Regions from separate parts of the Homo sapiens genome. Here region 2 is linked to region 1. A link is a contact called in ENCODE Hi-C data. All regions are on one chromosome and are shown on one strand. The core of a region is the stretch at or near the end of the contact, and the rest is flanking DNA. Distances in the headings are between cores, read along the strand shown. Region 1 holds the start of COMMD10 (COMM domain containing 10). Region 2 has its middle 87 kb from the start of SEMA6A-AS1.

Region 1 (6,460 bases), core at 1,860-4,359:
AGGGCAGCCAGAGAGAAAGGTCAGGTTACCCACAAAGGGAAGCCCATCAGACTAACAGCGGATCTCTCTGCAGAAACCCTACAAACCAGAAGAGAGTGGGGGCCAATATTCAACATTCTTAAAGAAACGAATTTTCAACCCAGAATTTCTTATCTAGCCACACTAAGCTTCATAAGCGAAGGAGAAATAAAATCCTTTACAGACAAACAAATGCTGAGGGATTTTGTCACCACCAGCCTGCCTTACAAGAGCTCCTGAAGGAAGCACTAAATATGGAAAGGAAAAATCAGTACCAGCCATTGCAAAAACAGACCAAAATGTAAAGACCATTGACACTATGAAGAAACTACATCAACTAATGGGCAAAATAGCCAGCTAGTATCATATGACAGGATCAAATTCACACATAATATTAACCTTAAACGTAAATGGGCTAAATGCGCCAATTAAAATACACAGACTGGCAAATTGGATAAAGAATCAAGACCCATTGGTGTGCTGTATTCAGGAGACCCATCTTGTGTGCAAAGAAACACATAGGCTCAAAATAAAGGGATGGAGAAATATTTACCAAGCAAATGGGAAGCAAAAAGAAGCCGGGGTTGCAATCCTAGTTTCTAGCAAAACAGACTTTAAACCAACAAAGATCAAAAAAGACAAAGAAGGGCATTACATAATGGTAAAGGGATCAATGCAACAAGAAGAGCTAACTATCCTAAATATATATGCACCCAATATAGGAGCACCCAGATTCTAAAGCAAGTTCTTAGAGACCTACGAAGAGACTTAAGACTCCCACACAATAATAGCAGACAACTAAAAGGACTTTTCATGGACATAGATGTCTATATTCCAGAGAATGCAGAAATATCTTGGGTGAGGTTCTCATTTGAGGTGTGAAACTATTCACAGCATCACGCCTTTATAGAAACATGGTAATAAGAAGTAATCAGCCCATCATTGAAAATGAAGAGCATTAGAGTGAGTCGCCTCTGTGTCCACTGGAGACTTGCTTTTGTGAACACCTAAGAGGTCTGGGTTTTGTTTTCTAAGGAGGGTAGAATGTTTCTTTTACATACGTACCACATTATTTAAATCTCATTAAGATCCAAGGGAGCAGACATTATTCTCATCCCCATTACAGATTGGGAATGAGAAACTTGTTGAGGTTAAGTACTTTGTCCAAGGTTACATGGATTTGGGATTTGAGCCATCTTGATGCTCTTTTGCTCAAAATTCTGGCTATATATTTTTAAGGCAATCAGAGGGTGAACTTCATTAGGGATTTGAAACAGTTTTAGTTGGTTAGTGGTTCTACTTCAGGTAAGGAATCAAGACAAAAGGGAAATGATTCAAAGAATGAGGGAACTGGGACCCTTTTAAGTTGCAGATGAGGTCATCTGTGTTTGGATCAGAGACCTATAATTTATGTAGATTCACATACATCTTTTTCAGATATGCATACATTGGGGACTGTAGAGTGTTGTGGAACTAAATGTATTTGTATGTGTTCAACACACTGTATAATTGACTCAATTATCCATGTGGAGATTATTCAGATTTAATGTGCAATCTGGTTTCTCCTTTCAGTTAGGTTGTTCTTGGGCTGCTCCAGGAACTCCAACTAATTTAAATAATAATTTAAGTAAAACATAATTAGGAAGGAAAATTAAATTCAATTTTTTGGCAGCTCTTGAATATTCTACTGCTGAAACGTAACTAATCCATCCACTATCTTTTAATTCACCAATGCCTTTTTAGTACCACAGGATTTTACTGCTTTCTATAGATTATTGCAGTAGTTTCCAGGTAGCTCTCCTGCTTACCTCTTTCCATTTCAATCATCATTCTGCTGACAGCAACCTTCAAAAATCCAACTCCCACTGCAAAATTTCTTTGGTTCAAAACATTTAATGGATAGAAAAAACATTTAATGCTTACCCATTTCTCACCAGATTAAGTGCACATGCCACAACCAGTCATTAAAGGCTTTTTCTAGTCTAAATTCCTGTTCTTCAAACGTCAAACCGCCCTTCTACTCTACTGACCTGAAACACACAGCCTCACCCTCCACATCTCTGCAGACCCACCGCATTTGCCACCTGCCCTAGGGAGCTTTTCCTGATCTTACCTCGGATGCCTTTCACTGCTCCCACATCTGAATTCCTTTAACTCACTCCATGTTTTTCTCAAAGGCAGACCAAGGTATTTATGCAAACATGGTGTCTCCCTAGTCTTGGGTGAGGTCTTTGACATCACTCACTGCAGCGATTCATCTCCCCTACTCTGCACTGTCAGACTCTAAAGAAGGGTGCAACAAATACTTGTCCATTTAGACTGCCGGCAAACCCTGAGGGCAGGAATTTTGGCCTTTTGTATCTCCAGTGCCTAGAACAGTGCTTGGTACACAGTAGGCACTCATTCATTGAACGTTGCTGAAGGAATTGAACGTACATACTACAAGCCCTGCAGATGCAGATACAGGAGGGGTTGACGGCACAGTGCTTAGGGTGGAACTGGAGGCACCACCTCTCCTGAGGGGTGATGCGCCGCTTCCTGGGCAGGCTCGGGGGAGCTCGCTCAAATGCCTGCCTCTCTGTAGCCCAAACGCTGGAAAAAAAAATACTCACAAATCACCTATCCAAGTATGTACACACAGGCTCACTTAAACCCGCCCTATTAAAAAAATATACACACGCACACACCATTTATCCAAGTATGTATACACGGGCTTGCTTAAACCTGCCCTATTAAAAATAATAATGTATATATTTATGCACGAACATACACACATATATCTATACAGGTCTGTACATAGACTTGCTTAAACCTGCCCTATTAAATACAGACACACACCCCTATCCAGGTATGTACATACATATATAATATATAAATATAAAGACATATATATGCACAGACTTAACTCCAACACGATTGGAGTGTCGGGAGGGCAACTGGGCTGCCCTCTCCGCCCTCCAGGACTGCGGGACAAGTCTCCCGGCGCCCGGGTCGCAGGAGACCCGGAGCCCTAAAACGGCCCCTGCGCGGCTTGGGCCTTCCGGCTTTCCGTCCGCCGCGGCCGCCATTGGCTGGGTTCGGCGCAGCTAACAGACGGCGGCAGTGCGAGAAAGCCGAAGATGGCGGTCCCCGCGGCGCTGATCCTACGGGAGAGCCCCAGGTAGCTGATCCGTTAAGCTCTTGCGGTAGCCGCGCCCAGGAAGGCCCAGATCGGGCTCGCACAAGGCTGTCCTTGCTGCCTGCCGCCTGGGCGCCGCGGCGGGCCCGGTTGAGTGGGGTGGGGTGGGGTGGGCTGCCGAGGTTGCGACGCTGCGTCTGCGGAGTGCGTGGGGCCGTGTAGCGCCTCTACAGTCACGGTGGTCCACCTGTGGGGCTCACAGTGCGCCTGGCAGCTGAGGTCTGTACGGAAGCGTGTGGTCTGCAAGCGTGGGGTCTGCGTCACTGTTCGCGGAGTTTGGTATCAGAAGTTCCCGGGTGCTGCCTTCAGTGCTGCCGAATCACGTGGAACGGTATTCCGTTTCCGATTTCAGTTCCGGTTCAGACACTCTGGTGGGAAAGGCTCACGCTGCTGCTGGAGGGTCTTTAATAGCCAACATGTGTTAATACCCCTTTTAAATCAGTATCGAATAGGGGACCGAATTTTTGGTTGGTAGAAGAATCTAGCCTGGCTTTGGTAGCATTTGCTTTTATTTGCATTTTAAACAGATTTTTAGTTAATTTCTACTTATGGTAGATAAAGTTGGTTGTCCATGGTAGTGATATAAAGCTCCCCTTTAACATTATTTAAGTAAAAAAAGACTCAATTTGTGAAAAAATAAGCAATAGTGCAGGTAGCGTGTGGATACAGAAAAAGTACTGAAGTATATAGGCAAAATAGTGTTCGGAAGTAATTTCTTTGTGCTTGGATTGGGTAGAAATCTTTCAGAAGAAAAGAGTTATTTTAAAGTTTTTCCTTCTTTCTGGATTCCTTTTGTTACCAGTGGAGGGTGTCCAGGTTCTTGGCGTCTTGAACAAAGAACTGGAGAAGACGCACAAAGAAAGCGAGGAAAGAATGAAGAAGACATTTATTGAAAATGAAACTACCCTCCACAGTGTGGGAGCTGCTTGAGCATAGGGGCTGAAGGGCCCCTACAGAATTTTTGGGAATTTAAATACCCTCTAGAGGATTCCATTGGTTACTTGGTGTACTCCCTATGTAAATGAAGAGGATGAAGTAAAGTTACAAAGTCATTTTCTCCGCCTATGCCATATGGAGAGGACATTTCTTGTCATAGCTGAAGTGGGAATCAGCTTTATGTTCCCAGCCTCCTGACCCTATTTTCCTGCCTCACTTTGGTTCTGATCGCCAGTTTCTTTCCTCATACCAGTGTCTTGGGGAACACCGCTACATCAGTAAACTGTATCCAATATGGTGCAGTATAGAATTGTTCTCATCACATCATTTAAAGTTGATTATTACAGGAAAGGTGCTGTGGCTCATGCCTGTAATTCCAGCACTTTGGGAGGCTGAGGCGGGCTAATCTCTCTCTCTTTTTTTTCCCTGAGAGGGCGTTTCCCTCTTGTTGCGCAGGCTGGAGTGCAATGGCGCCATCTCGGCTCACTGCAGCCTCCGCCTCCTGTGTTCAAGCGATTCTCCTCCCTGAGCCTCCTGAGTAGCTGGGATTACAGGCACCCGCCACCACGCCCAGCTAATTTTTTGTATTTTTAGTAAAGATGGGGTTTCACCATGTTGGCTAGGCTGGTCTGGAACTCCTGGCTTCGGGTGATCTGTCCTCCCTGGCCTTGCAAAGTGCTGGGATTATAGGGGTGAGCCACTGCAGGACTGATTGAGCTCAGGAGTTCAAGACCAGCCTGGGCAACAGGGCAAAACTCTGTCTCTACAAAAAATACAAAAATTAGCCAGCGCTGTGGCCCGCGCATGTAGTTCTAGCTACTTGGGAGGCTGAGGCACAAGGATTCTTAGAACCCAGGAGGCAGAGGCTGTAGTGAGCTGAGATCGTGCCACTGCACTCCAGCCTGGGTGACAGAGTAAGACCCTATCTCAAAATTGATTACTGTTGTAATAATAAATTTGATTTTACAGTTGAAACAGGGTTTTAAAATAACTGTGTGCTTAGTGACCCCAGATGATTTTGTACATAGTATTTGAAAAGTTATTTGCCTTGCAGTATTCTTTTATGTTTTTGGTGTAATTGCCATAATTGCTATTCCTCTCCTCCCACCCCTTTCAGAGTTCCATTTTTGGGTTAAGTGTTTATATAAACGCTCTACTAAATTAAGGCTCTTCCCTGCGCAGTACAAGGTTTCCCTAGTAGTTTGGTTTGCCCAAAAGAAAGAGAAAATTTGCCAAATGGACCTTTTCAGCAGAAGTAATTTTGGGGGCATCTTTTTGGAAATGTACCCGTTGCCCTGCCTTTTTTGCTGGCTGTCATCTGTTTTTATTTCACTCAGATTTACCATATAGCATTCAGAGTTGTTGGAATGAAAACTTATAGACAACTATAGAAAGTGCAGTTCAACTTGGAAAACTCATTTCAAAACTCTGTTTTATAATTTTGTTTAGCATGAAGAAAGCAGTGTCACTGATAAATGCAATAGATACAGGAAGATTTCCACGGTTGCTCACTCGGATTCTTCAAAAACTTCACCTGAAGGTTTGTATTTGTGTGTTTCCATGCCTTGTAATCTTCCTTCTGATTTAATTGAAAGTCTGATTATTTGGAGAACTTTTTGCAAAGCATAGTGTTCTCCAATATGTTCTTAGAGACACTGGTTCTGTGGAAGATTTGGTAATGTTTCATGGTCAGAAGTTTGAGAAACTCTGTCTTCAATAAAGTTAAATGTTTTAAATTATGGAACTTTTCAGAGTATTTTATATGCTAGTGTTTGTGGTATGTATTCGAGGGTGATTATGGCAGGTAACATTTTCCAAATGTGTTTGACCTTGGATCTGTTTTATTATGGTATATATTTTGGGACTAAAGTTCTAAAAATATACTTTAGGGAAAAATTCTGATGTCTTGGTTTTATTTTTCCGCTTAAAAATAATTCTGTGGTATTTTCTATCAACTGGTATTTAATCTTTCACTTAATTTTGTTTCTCTTTCACTTTTATTTTAAGGATATGGTTGTTTTGGACATGTGGATGCTTTGTAATTCTCTACCTGGCCCAATCCAAGTTAATTTAGTTAATTTCTTTATCAGGTTATAAAAATTTGATTCCATCTCATATTTATGGAGCACCCACTAACTGCTCTGTGCAGTGCCATGTATCACCATCCATTGAGAACCAAGACTCTTACTCTGTCATCTTGTTTTTCTTGGCCAAGAGCCAGCCTCAAAACTGTGCCTTTCCCCTTTGAAGTGTCTTTCAAATCCAAGTTCTCACAATTCTAGGTCAAATCTTTAGTACCTCTTTTTTAGATGACAATAGTTACCTTCA
Region 2 (6,460 bases), core at 2,044-4,543, 280 kb after region 1:
ATTTAGTTTGCATGTGTTCCTTTGTACTTTTTTCCTTGCCCTTGTTAGCAGGGATCTAGGGTCTTATCATTTCTGTGCCACAGAAGCTTTTGCAAGGCAGAAAGCAAAAGCTATGGAAGATAAAAGGCTGTCCTTTGCAAAAGTCTAAGGTAATTAAAGAATACTAAAGGCCTGTATTGATTTCCAAGGGCTGCTCTAAGAAATTGCCCATAAACCTGGTGGCTTAAAACAACACAAATTTATTATTTCATAGCTCTGGAGTGCAGAAGTCCAAAATTAAGGTATCAGCAGGATTGATTTGTTCTGGAGCCTCTGAGAAAGCATCTGTTTCATGCCTCTCTCCCAGCTCCTGGTGGCTGTTGGCAACTTTAGGCATTCCTTGGCTCTGTCTTCACGTGGCTTTCCACACTGGGTCTCTGTGCTTTCTTTGATAAGGACACTTGTCATTGGATTTGGGATCCACCCTAATCCAAGACGATCTCATATTGAGATCCTTACCTTAGTTCCATCTGAAAAAAAATATTATTCCAAATAAAGTCACATTTTGAGGGTCCAAGTGGACATACTTTCAGGGGAATACCATTGAACCACTATAGAGCCTAAGTGGTCGATGAGTGAGAAGAAGGAGAGATTTTTCTCTTGACTAAATTATTTTGGAGCTATGGGGAGGGAGAGAGTAAAACCACATTACCATTTTGTAGCCATATCCCAAGGAGGAGATGAAATTTGGAGGGGAAGGCAGCATGGTACACCTACACATAAGCAGGCTGAGCCCAAGGCCCTGCCTCCTCAGCCCCCAGCCTGACAGTGAATCTGTCACTCAGTGAAGAGCCATCAGACTTCAAGGGATTGCTGTGGGTTTGGCCATAAGAGATGAGAGGCAACCTGGATGTCCAGGCAATTGGAGACTCTTGCTCACTATCTTCTGAGCAAGATAAGCCTCCCCAGATTCCTGTGCAGCCTAGGAAGGGAGGGGCCCCAACAGCAACTGGACTGAATCTCTCACCAGACACTTGAACTGGCAGCTCAGAGTTGGACTTCTAAGTTTGAAGAAAATAAAGCTAAATTTTCCAGACTGAGATTCACTGTTGCTCTGTTAAACAAAATCCCCAAATACAAGCTCCATGGACTGATTGTAGTTGGCCTGGTTTTCCCAGGTTTCAGCCATGTGGCTCCTCCTCCTGCTACTATCCTTGTTAGTCCTGAGGTCCCCTGGTTAGCTCTGGGGAAGAGAACAGAGCAGATGCTGGGACACACTGGTGGGTTGTGGTGGTATCAGATCTATGGACAGAGGCCACCAGCCAAGACCACCTCCAGGGACTGAGCCTCCAAAAGAACACTGGGATACCTTCCTTTCTAGTTGTAATCCACCCACCACTTTTCATCTGGAATCATTTCTATAGGTAGGAAAAATAAAAGATGGGCCTTGTTGGTGAAATGCAAGGGGAGCCAAGCTCAGGTATCATGCAAGGCTATGCAATAGGAAAAGTGCAGAGCTGGGTGATCATTTCCACTATGTGGATGCAGTACAGTTGATGTGTACTTTGGGCTAGTTTGGTTTTTTAAATAGAACATTTCCCCTGCTAATAAGCTAGAGAGCTCAGTTCCTCTTTTTGTAAGTGGGTGTGGATGACGTAGTTCTATTGACACTTTGCTATGTTTTTTTCCAACTGTAGCTCTTTTATCTTCTCACACCTTTCAGCTACAGATTTATTCCTCATATTCACTCCTCTCTCTCCTACCTCCCTATTTCTATAGGTGTTTATGTCCTTTCAGTGAGCCCAGCACAACAGCTGCTGCCACTTATTGAGTGCTGACTGTGTGCCAGATGTGTTCAACACCATACATGTGCATATTTCTCTTAATCTTCCTTGCAACTTTAAGTGTATTATGTGTATTATCTCCAGTTTACAAATGAGGAAATAAGCCCAGAGAGGTTCAGTAACTTGCTCAAGATTGCACAGCTCATAAGAGGTGGAACTGGAATTTGAGGTTATATCTGTCTGATATAAGGCCAAGCTTGCAGCACTGCTTCTTGGCACTGTGCTGTTCTGTGAGATAAGAGGCAATTCTTGCAATTCTCACTTTAGTGTCTGTAATGTTGGTGGAGGGTGAATGAGTATTGCATCTCAGCTGCTGCTCGCAGGTAGTGGCAGGACCAAACCACCCAGGGCTCTGGGTGTTTGCTGTTGGCAGAAGCTTCTCCTGGTCTGCCTGATGCTCCAAGTAGGCAGGCCATTAGGGAGCCCCCCAAGGTGATGGCTGTTATTTTCAGCTGAGGGATCCGAGCAGAACCCCCAAAGAAAGAGTTATTTCAAACTGGGCCTTTGTTCCTTCCTCTTCCAGTGATTGCAATTCTGGGCCCCAGCTGGAGGTCTAGATTGCAAGATCAGGAAGGAGCTGGGCCAATTTTCTGGTTGCTTCTTTGCACTAAGCTCTTGTGTTTTCACAGCAGCCACAGGCCCTACATCCTTCCTGGAGACCCCAGGGTGGAACACAAGCAAATTCATCTCTTTTCACTTCCCCACCCCCTTGCATGGTGACTCTTGATTTGCTATGCTCAGAGCCTGTCATTGCTGGGTAGGGGCTTGCATATGGCCCCCATTTGAAATGAATGGTTTTTGAGGGGCTCCTGGAAATGTGTTGCAGGTGAGCTCCTGGACACTTGGCTTGCCTGCTGCTTCAGCTCTGTTTGCTTTGACTAATTGTGTTTTCTCTGCCAATTTGTCTGAGTAAAGTTTTTCTATCCCACTTTGTCCGACGTCTACATGGTACATCTGGTACCCATTTGGCTGAGATGGGGGCAGGAGCAGGGTGGTTAATTGAATGCTTGGCACAGGGCTGCAAGAAGAAAACTGAGAAGAAAGGCAAGAACTGGGAGAAGAGCTTAGAGAATGCTCTAATGCTTGGAGCCTTTGCAAAGTCCTGAAACTCTACAATCTCTTTTCCTCCACTTGGTTTCTGTTTAGAAACAGAGCCTTAAAAAGGGCAAGAGAAGGACTTTGATGAGATTCTGAAACTAGATTGCAACTACTGTTTTAGTATAAACCCCGCAGTGCCCCATCTTTCTCCCACAGGGCCCATGGCTTCTCGGTAGGTGGCTAGGGTATCACTAAGCCCTGTTTGTGGAAGGGGAGAAAGAAAGAGCTGGGAAAGATCACCTGTCTATGTCTATTTTTGTACGCATCTAATTTGGAGCCTCTCGTTCTGCAGTGGGAATTTTGGCTCCAGATCTTGGTCTGGTTCCCAGGATACTGAGTAGAAGTAAAAGTGAAGCAGCACCACTTGGAATCCCTGCTTCTGGCAAGGGTCCAGGGCCAGCCCAGGCACTGCATGGGCTCTCTCTGCCTGTCTACCTGTCGTTCTGTCTCTTTCTCTGCTTCTGATTTTGAAAGACCAAAAAGAGCATGGATCCTAGAGTCACAAAGTGTAGGTTTCAGATCTCAGCTCCTGCTAGATGTGTCATCTGGCAAGTGCCTATTCACTTTGGAGCCTCAGTTTCCCCTTATAAAATGTGACAATTCACACATTGTTCCAAGGAGTAAATGACATGATTCAAAACGCAAGTCAGCTCTGCACCTCTCTAAGGACTCTCTACTCAACCCTGAAAGGAAAGTAGTGTCATCACTGTCAGCATCCCTGTTTTATGGAGGAGGAAACTGAGGCACAAAGATGTTAAGTGACCTGTCCATGGTCTCACAACCAGTAAGTGGCAGAAGTGGCCAGAGTCCAGGCAGGGAGTCTGGCCCAGAGCCGGCGCAGGGAAGCCTGCTCTGCTGCCTTTGTAAAGCTTGGGTGCTCCCAGCGCTGGGCCTGGACAGAGGAGGCACCCACTCAACAGCAGCCCTGACTCTTACCACCCCAGGGATGCCGAAGCTGCAGCCTATTCCAGCCGCCGTCTGGAAGAACAATGGCCCTGGGGGCCAGCAAGCCTTAGAGAACAAGAGCGACTCAAGGAGAGAAGGCCGCGGCAGGCGCTGAGGCTCTCACAAAAGTAAGGGCAGCAGGGGCAACCCAAGGAGGTGGGGAAGGGCACGCGGGAAACGAGGTCGGCGCCCAGGCCTGCCTAGGCCGGCCTCCCTCCCTCCGCAGGTCCTGGGGCTCCTCCGGGTGGCGCTCTTGAAATCCATCGTCACCTTCCAAGCGGCCCTCGCGCGACTGCAGCCAGCCCCGGCGGCTCCTTGCCTGCCTGCGTGCCCTTGCGGCGGCTGCTGTCTACCCTAAACAGCTCCAGATTTAGGGCTCCTCCATCTGATTGCTCTTCCCCAGCCGCCTGGTGCTTTCAAGTGGGCCCGACACGCTCCCGGGACTTGGCCACGGTCCCTGCATCTCCTGATGAGAGCCCGCGCTTCTAATTCGGGTCCGCCCCGCACTCTTCCCGCGCCCTGCCCGCGCTGTCATTACGGCGCTGTCGCTGCTCCCACAGAAAGCAGGCGGCCGCAGCTCTCGCTGGCCCGGGGCCAGACCCAGGCCCGCTACGCCGCCTCGCGGACTGGATCCACCCCTTGCAGACAGGCACCCTGCTTGGGTGTTGTTCCTGAAGGTGCATAGGGAGGCTCCTGGGAAGACAGGGAGACTTTAAGAAGGAGAAAGGTGCGTTTACAGGATGGATTTGAAAGAATCACACTTTACTGGTCTGCCCAAGACACCTCACACCCAAAAGAAGCAAAGAGGTGTTCTGGAGGAAGGACAGAGGGAGAGGCTGCAGGTGCCCTGTGGCTGGCCATGTCATGATCTGACTCCTTGGCAGTGTCTTGGTACACGATTCCTTATGTATTTTGCATGCAAATCTAGTCAGGTTGGGCCTTGAAAGGAGCCCTGCCTGGTAGGCTTCACCCCCTTGGGCAGTCTGGGTGTGACTCTGGCTCAACAAGTTAGTTCTCTGCTCTGAACTTATTTTCCTCTTATGAAAATGAGGATAACGGTGGCGCTCTCGTGTGGAAATGACAAGTCACCCAAACTACCTGGCACATAGTAGGTCCTCAAGAAATGATAGGCCCTTCTTTGTTAAGGTCTCTGGCCCCCATACTACTCCTATGCATAACTTTTGGTCCATCTGTCTCTCTTACCTTCTCCCCAAGGCCAGCACCGAAGTGGTCCTCACACTGTGCTAGACTCCATTGACTTGAGGAGTTGGATTGCTGCTAGCTAGCCAGTGAGGGCAGAGAGGTCTATGTCTGAACCTCGGGATATCTACAGGAGTGACTTTCAGTGTTCTCTTGCCTCATAACTATGGCAGACCCACAATTCAACAACCATGGCATGGGAAGGGTATGTAAGGGATCAGACCTCTTGGGGATAAGGGTCTCTGTCACTGCACAAAACAAGCAACTTACACTAACTAAATGCTGACCGAGGATGAGGGAAATGGAGAATGGGTGGTAGAAATAAGTGGTGTATACCAAGTATGGTCTTGAGATCAGCTGAGGCAGGGGAATCAGAACTTGTGTCACTCATACTCTTACACTAAGTCCTGGTAAAGGCTGCAGCCTTGAAAAAGACTCAGATTAGGTTTAGAGGGTCCATGACAGATATGCGAGGTACAAGGGATATCTCCTGTGCCCCATTTCAAATCCTCCCAGTGTCACTCCCTACTCTTCTGACCATTACAGTGGCCACTTCTGCACAGGTGTCAAAACAGCTTTGCTCTGCAGCAGTGTGGCAATGTCTGCCCCAGGACCCCTCTGAAGCTGCTGTGTAGAATGTCTGTAGAATCCACTGGGCACTCACCCATGGACAGCCTGGAGATGTGAGGAAGTTAGTGTCGAGAACCACCTTTGACCAATGGAAGGCAGGATCCTATGGATAAATGCTGAACCATTTTACTCCCCAAGCAGATAAATAAAAGCTGCATCCTATCAGGATCTTTAGAAGGTCCCATGGAATTGACCATCTGTTGTCCTAGGAGCAGCCCACTCACTTATGCATCTTTGCCTTTCCCCTGTTTCACTCCTCGGATCCTGTCTCTGGATCCCTTTGATCACTTTTTATAAAAACTACCTTCAGGTAAGTCTTTGTTTCAGGCATGGCTTTTAGGGGAATCCATGCCAAGCTAGCCATTTATAAAGCTTAAGGACAAAAGGGAAGATGCGAAGAAAATATTTTCACAAAGTGGGCACATTAAAGAAGTGTCATAAAACTGCCAGGTGTGCTGAGTGCCTATTTTGGGTGTGCAGTAATGTGATGAAGATAAACTTATTAGCATCTTTGTGTTTTCTGCCAGAACTTTGAGCACCTCAGGTGTAGTCATAAGATACGTGGATATGGACTTAATCTTTAATGTGCATTTACCAGATGAGTTTGACAGAAAGAGAAAGGTTAGAAAAACAGCAGAATGCACAAAGCAGTAATTATAATGGTGAACAAAGGAATTAAGCAGAACAAGAAGGTAAGTGAGGATAAAAAGAAGAACATATATAATGTATTTTTTGTATATTTATAAAGACGTAAAAACAGTAGG

What was found. A loop is a pair of places that touch in the nucleus more often than their neighbours do. Pooled maps may share reads with other maps.
Region 2: a pooled map shows a loop between it and region 1 (3-fold over the local background). The contact joins the enhancer-like site here to the promoter of COMMD10 in region 1. A Hi-C loop is called at or near these places in 4 of 37 single-sample maps with no recorded cell type and 6 of 50 pooled maps.

What each region holds. Positions count from the first base shown.
Region 1 is chr5:116,081,916-116,088,375 of GRCh38, forward strand. COMMD10 (COMM domain containing 10) reads left to right here and starts at 3,110. Exons shown (of 7, transcript NM_016144.4): 1 at 3,110-3,178; 2 at 5,582-5,672. The coding sequence starts at 3,138. RefSeq lists enhancers at 2,904-3,063, 3,357-3,651.
Region 2 is chr5:116,357,403-116,363,862 of GRCh38, forward strand. No RefSeq gene overlaps it. Among named protein-coding and RNA genes, the nearest start is that of SEMA6A-AS1, 87 kb to the right of the region's middle. RefSeq lists enhancers at 2,062-2,211, 3,306-4,102. Within about 2 kb of position 3,294, at least 8 of the 41 ENCODE cell types and tissues checked have a DNase peak (open chromatin) inside an H3K27ac peak, as active enhancers do.